Regions from separate parts of the Homo sapiens genome. Here region 1 is linked to region 2. The links are chromatin contacts, found by Hi-C or POLR2A ChIA-PET in ENCODE. All regions are on one chromosome and are shown on one strand. Each heading gives the region's core, a stretch centred on a gene start or an enhancer-like site at or near the end of the contact. The rest is flanking DNA. Distances are from core to core; before and after follow the strand shown. Region 1 overlaps LOC107986121 (a long non-coding RNA gene). Region 2 holds the start of FSTL1 (follistatin like 1).

The links. A loop is a pair of places that touch in the nucleus more often than their neighbours do. ChIA-PET counts read pairs that join two places held with the same protein, here RNA polymerase II (POLR2A). Pooled maps may share reads with other maps.
Region 1: a map of PC-3 shows a loop between it and region 2 (7-fold over the local background). The contact joins the enhancer-like site here to the promoter of FSTL1 in region 2. A Hi-C loop is called at or near these places in 34 of 168 maps with a recorded cell type or tissue (Calu3, IMR-90, MCF 10A and 20 more), 1 of 37 single-sample maps with no recorded cell type and 21 of 50 pooled maps. POLR2A ChIA-PET finds 5 or more read pairs at or near these places in 12 of 52 experiments (AG04449, AG04450, BJ and 7 more).

Annotation. Positions count from the first base shown.
Region 1 is chr3:120,495,215-120,497,914 of GRCh38, reverse strand. The region is part of intron 1 of LOC107986121 (a long non-coding RNA gene); the gene reads right to left. Among named protein-coding and RNA genes, the nearest start is that of FSTL1, 46 kb to the right of the region's middle. Within about 2 kb of position 1,398, at least 4 of the 41 ENCODE cell types and tissues checked have a DNase peak (open chromatin) inside an H3K27ac peak, as active enhancers do; they include PC-3, ascending aorta and endothelial cell of umbilical vein, where a contact is called at or near this core.
Region 2 is chr3:120,449,605-120,452,304 of GRCh38, reverse strand. FSTL1 (follistatin like 1) reads left to right here and starts at 1,313. Exons shown (of 11, transcript NM_007085.5): 1 at 1,313-1,408; 2 at 1,559-1,621. The coding sequence starts at 1,559. LOC124900546 (a long non-coding RNA gene) reads left to right here and starts at 1,651. Exons shown (of 2, transcript XR_007096030.1): 1 at 1,651-2,700.

The DNA.
Region 1 (2,700 bases), core at 149-2,648, 46 kb before region 2:
ATGGCTCTCATGTCACCTTCCTGAAACAGCTAAAATTAATTTTGATGTATTTAATTTGAGATTGAGAACTGTTCTCCGAGAACTGTTCTCCAAGAACTGTTATTTTTGGAATTTTAGTAGCTGTTCCTGTTCTTTCACAATGCCAATTCATTAAATCTATCAGATCCATAATGTACATTTTAATTACCCCATCGTTGGCCAAGTAGAGTTCTGCAATACTTAATTGAAATTTTGGAGAAATTTGATGGGCATCTTAACACACGCTTCAGTCCTATTTAATATGAGTCAGAAAAAAAAGACATCTTTGGCTCACAAAGCTGCAGCCCTTACATTAAGTCTCTGTTAAATCCCAGCAACCAGAAAATGAAGTCACTTTGGACCACAGCCTAAGAACACAATGACTTCAGAACACAAAATCTTCAGTTAGGGAGAAGTTCATAATAGTCACCCTAACAAGAAGTAAAATTTAAACTCTCCTGGACAATAGTGAAACTGCTTATGCTCAAATAGCCAGAAAAGGGGGAAGGTGAGTGGCAGAGGAAGAAGAGAGTTTTCTCGGATTTGTCCATTTCATTTCATTGTTTTTTCTTAATTTGGTGTTTTTTGATAGTATAATATCTGAATGCATAATTATGGGACACAGTAGTTCTCATTTCACCACCACTAAAAATGTTAAGAAAATGCAGATTTGTTCCAGCTGACCTAATTACTGCTAAAGTAAATCTGATTGATTAAAAGAAAATCTTTTTCTCTCAATATAAATAACAATGTTCTGAGTATCTTGGGTTTCCAGGGTGCAGCAACTGAAAATAAAGTTTATGAACTATGGCAAATGCAACATATCTTCAGATATATCAAATTATCTGGCTGAAAACAAATAACTGGGGAAAACAGGCATCATGAAAGTACAGAATTTCCAGGTCAATTTTTAATACTTTTAGCAGCACTGACCCCAGAAGAATTATAATCAGTTTTTAATAAAGGCCAATTCAAAAGCAGCAGTGCAGAACTTAATATTCTTGGCACTTTTCATAATCATGGCTGTTTTCTCATAAACCGCTATCATTCAATTTATAAAAATTGGATAACGCTGCCTGGCTCATTAAATAGCTTACATGAGTTCATACTAACAGGATGTCAGAGAAAGAAAGAGAAGCCTTTAGAAGGGCTGGAAGAGGAGAGCCGAGGAGAAACAGAGGCTGCCCTGAGAACTTGGGGGGACTTGAGGCATGATTCCAACCACACCCTCCTCTCCCATACCTGAGCCAGAGCAACATTTGAGGAGCACAGAGTGACTGCAAGAATAAATGCTCCCTCATTTTTCCTCTTTATAATAAAACAAAAATTATGTGACCTTCCATCATCCATTTGTAACTCAAGATGACTCAGAGGTGGAAAATTAGAGGAGTTGCCTGGGGCAGTGTGTATGGCTGTTGATATGACTAAGGGGAGGAAGAGCAGAACTAGGACCTAATGAATCTAGAAGGATGGGGTTGGGCTTCTCCTGGGGAAATATAAGCATGTAAGTCACCAAGTGACAAAGCCCTATTCCCTGACTCAATGCATAGGAAAGAGAAGCACTGAGGGAGGGTCTATGGCATTTTAGATACCAATAATGATAATAAACAACATTAGCATTTAGAGTTTACAAAGAACTTTAATTCTTCTCTCATTTCTATTCCATGGACTCCCTTACATTTCTAACCATGGGTAAACTCAACAGGAATGATGCCTGAAATAGTATAACATTCCTGTTGTAAACAAGTGCTCGGCATAGCCAAAAGAAACCCACACTTAGAAAATTTCTCAGCAAGGCACCTTTACTTCTGCAGAAGGGTGCTGCTTGTGCCTGTTACAATCACAAGAGCACACCAAACAAAGGAGGGAAGGGGGTTTTTAACCCTAACACAGTTCCTGTTTCTGTGTCCTTCCCCTATTGGCTGAGGTTGGACCACACAATCTAAGCTGACCTGACTAAGACTTAAACCTTTCCAAATAGGGTTAACACGTAATTTGCAGGAAGGGAGTAGAGTTTATTCACAGGTGGCAGGAAGTTAAGTCTTTGAAGAGGAATGTAGTTGTCCTAACAATTTCCCCTCTTCTATTTTACAGTTCTTCCTCTTCAAATTTCTTCAATAGGATTCGGCCTTGTTGTTGTTCTTGATTATCTAGGAGCAAGAGCTTATCTGAGTACGTAGTGGGAGAGGTGGGGAAGGTTTTTGTGAGAGCTGCTTCTATGAGCCTTTGGGTTAACCCACGAATACAAGGTATGATACAGCAGCCCACAGAATGAGTACACCTGTAACAATTGGAAGAGAGGTAAAGATTGAGGTCATGAGTCCCCTCCATTTTCCAAACCACCTTTCCATCAGGCCCATAAGGGGTCGTCTATTCCAGAGTTTTCGGCTAATTCATTTGGTAGGGTGATAAGGCCTTGTAAGGCTTTTGTGATTGTCCCATCAGGGGCTGTATTATTAGGAATAAAGGTACAGTGCTGGACCCCAATCATGACACAGACTCCACCTTTTTTGGCCAACATCATGTCAAGGGCTATTCTATTTTCCCAGGCCATCTGGCTGGTAGGGCCTAACTATTCAGTTATTCCTTTTATGGCATCTCTGGTATAATTGACAAATTGCTGCTGACTGTAGTATATATAATTTATCCAGTCTACACTTTTGTTTATAGTGGACCACCAGA
Region 2 (2,700 bases), core at 64-2,563:
TAAGAAAGGCAGAGTTTGGATTTGATGTGGGTAGAAGAACGCTGAAGTTTCTGAGTAGAGGAAGAACATGAACACGAGGAAGACAATGTTTAAAATAAGGGAAAGAATATGACAATGGATTGCAGTGGAGACTACAGGGGAGAGCCTGGAGTCAGAGGACAACGAAAGGAGGTTTCCAGAATTTCTGAGTGAGGGAGGATGAAGGTCTGGCCTAGGAAAGTGGACATGTGAACGGAGGCGAGGGGATGCATATGAGATCTCAGCGGCTAAACTGCCAGGCTATGGGTACAAGCCGGCTCTGAGAAAAGGAGATAGGTTTGAAGGCAACCACCCTGAAAGAGGTAGATAAGCAGGCCCTGAAGCTGGGGGAAGTGAGGCTTAGTCTTGGGCATGTGAAATCTGAGTTGCTAAGTGGATCTGCTCTCCTTACTAGTTATGGCAGGAAAGGCGCCTTAATTAGGAGCATTTTAGGGAGTTAACCCTGTCAAAGAGGTAGCACACTTTCGAAGGCCAAGGGCTGGGAAGAAGGTGGTGAAGATGGCAATCCTGAACACAGAGGCTACTTGGGATGACAGGGATGGGAGGAGGGACACAGGTGATGAGTGAGTGGGCGGAAGAGAGGAGGGGGACACCGCTCCCCGGCCCGAGGGAAGGAGGGGATGAGGCTGCCGGCAAACGCTGGACTCAGGATCTTCCCAGCAGAGCAGGGCGGCCGCCACCTCACCCGGGACAATGCACTGTAGAACCCACAGCAGCCTTCCCCACGCCGGCCGGTCTTCCCGGCCCTGCGCCCACTTCCCGGTGCCCCGCTGCCCTGCTGCCGTGACCCCGGGATGCGGGGTCTCCTCTGCCTCCCTGGGCCTCCCCCTTCAGCCATGGGGGGCGGCTCCGCTTCCTAGGCCGCGGGACGTCTTTTCCTCCAGGTTCCAGTCCCGGACCTTCCCGGGCCCCCCACGGCACCGCCCACCTGGCCACCGCCGCAGCCCGCCCGGGCCGCCGCCAGCCAGCAGCCCCTCCCGGGGTGGGGTTTCCCTTCCCCCTACCCCTTTGTGGCAGGGACCCACGGGACACCCCCTCTGCCTCCGCTCCACGTCCAGGGGGCCGAAGGGGCGCCGGACGAGGGACCGTGCGGAGAGAGGGGTTCGGCGGCGCCAGGACTCCCGCGGGCTCCCCGGAGCAGGGGTCGGAAGGAGGGGGAGCGGGAGCCGCGGGGGCCGCTGCAGCAGAAGGGGGAGGAGAATGGGGAGGAGCTGGGGGGGCAGGCAGGCGGGGAAGGAGAGGTCTTAAGGGGCGGCGAGGGGAGGTCGCATTTCCTCCGAGGCTGGCGATCGGCGGAGCTCCCACCTCCGCTTACAGCTCGCTGCCGCCGTCCTGCCCCGCGCCCCCAGGAGACCTGGACCAGACCACGGTGAGCGCAGGGCGCACGGCGCGGAGGCCGGACTCTTCGGGCGGCCGGGGGTGCTTGGGCGGCCGGAGCGAGCCTGCGGGACCCGAGCAAGTTTCCCAGGTCAGCGCGGGGCCCGGCGCCTTCAGACTCGCTCTCTTCTCTCTTCCGCAGATGTGGAAACGCTGGCTCGCGCTCGCGCTCGCGCTGGTGGCGGTCGCCTGGGTCCGCGCCGAGGTAGGCGAGGGGCCGAGGAGTCCGAACTCGGTCCCCGGGGCCTCTTGGGTCTGCGCGCTGGGCGGGTGGGCGCGCGTCCTGGGGATGCTCTCCCGGGGTGGCGCTGGGAGTTTCGGTCCTTGGGGTGTGCTGGGGTGGAGCTGGGGCAGTAATGCTGCTTACGAAACTTAAATCTTTAAAGCAGGAAAAGTAGTTCGGGCCGTAAGCGGGAGCCCCGCCGCGGCTAACATGGAGGGAGAGCGGGGAGGAGGAGAGGGGACGGGCTGGGCCGACGGGGACGAGGCGGCGACTGGAGCAGCAGCGAGTTCAAAAAGGCGCCTCAGTTCCGTCCTTCACTTCAGAGGAGACTGAGAGTAGTTGGGGACTTTTCCCTCCCAAGTCTGTCTCCTGGGGGCGGGGGCAGAGGAATCGGGATTCTTCTTTTGGGGCAAAATTAATTTTCCTTTCTCTCTTTTAAAGTGAGATCATGATTCTCTGAAATGTATTTTCTTCTTTGTGAAGTGTCCTCGGGTTTTGTGTTATCATCTGGGCAATGTAACGGCCTTTTCCCAAGTGTTCCCTGTAACGTTGCGCAAGTGTAAGAGAAGATCCATTGCTCTGCTCTTTGGGGGCTCGAGTTTCCAGTTAAAGCATTTCAGCGCTTGTTTTTTTGTACCAATTTTTTCAACTCTAACGACCTTCCTGAGACACTACAAACAAACCAACAAACTCTTTGCTCAGAAGCCGCTCCATTAACTCAAAGGTTTATGGACAGAAAATAAACAATTCTAAATTCCCCGGGCTCCAGTCTCCAGGAAAGTGAGGTCAGAAACTAAACATTTGATAATTATGGCAGGAAATATGGAAGGAATTAAAAAGCATGAGGGAGAAGAAATGGAATGCACATTACAAAAGAAATAGCTCCCTGGTGGGTGGTTTATGCTCCCTGTTTGAATTTTTTCCTTCATATTACAGTTTAACCACACCCTTAGCATCGCAGCTTGACTCTGCCCAAAAAAGTCATAAATGCATACAAGGTCTTCACAATTTTTAAAAAATACGCATTGTACTGAATTCTCATTTAATTCACTACTACGTTG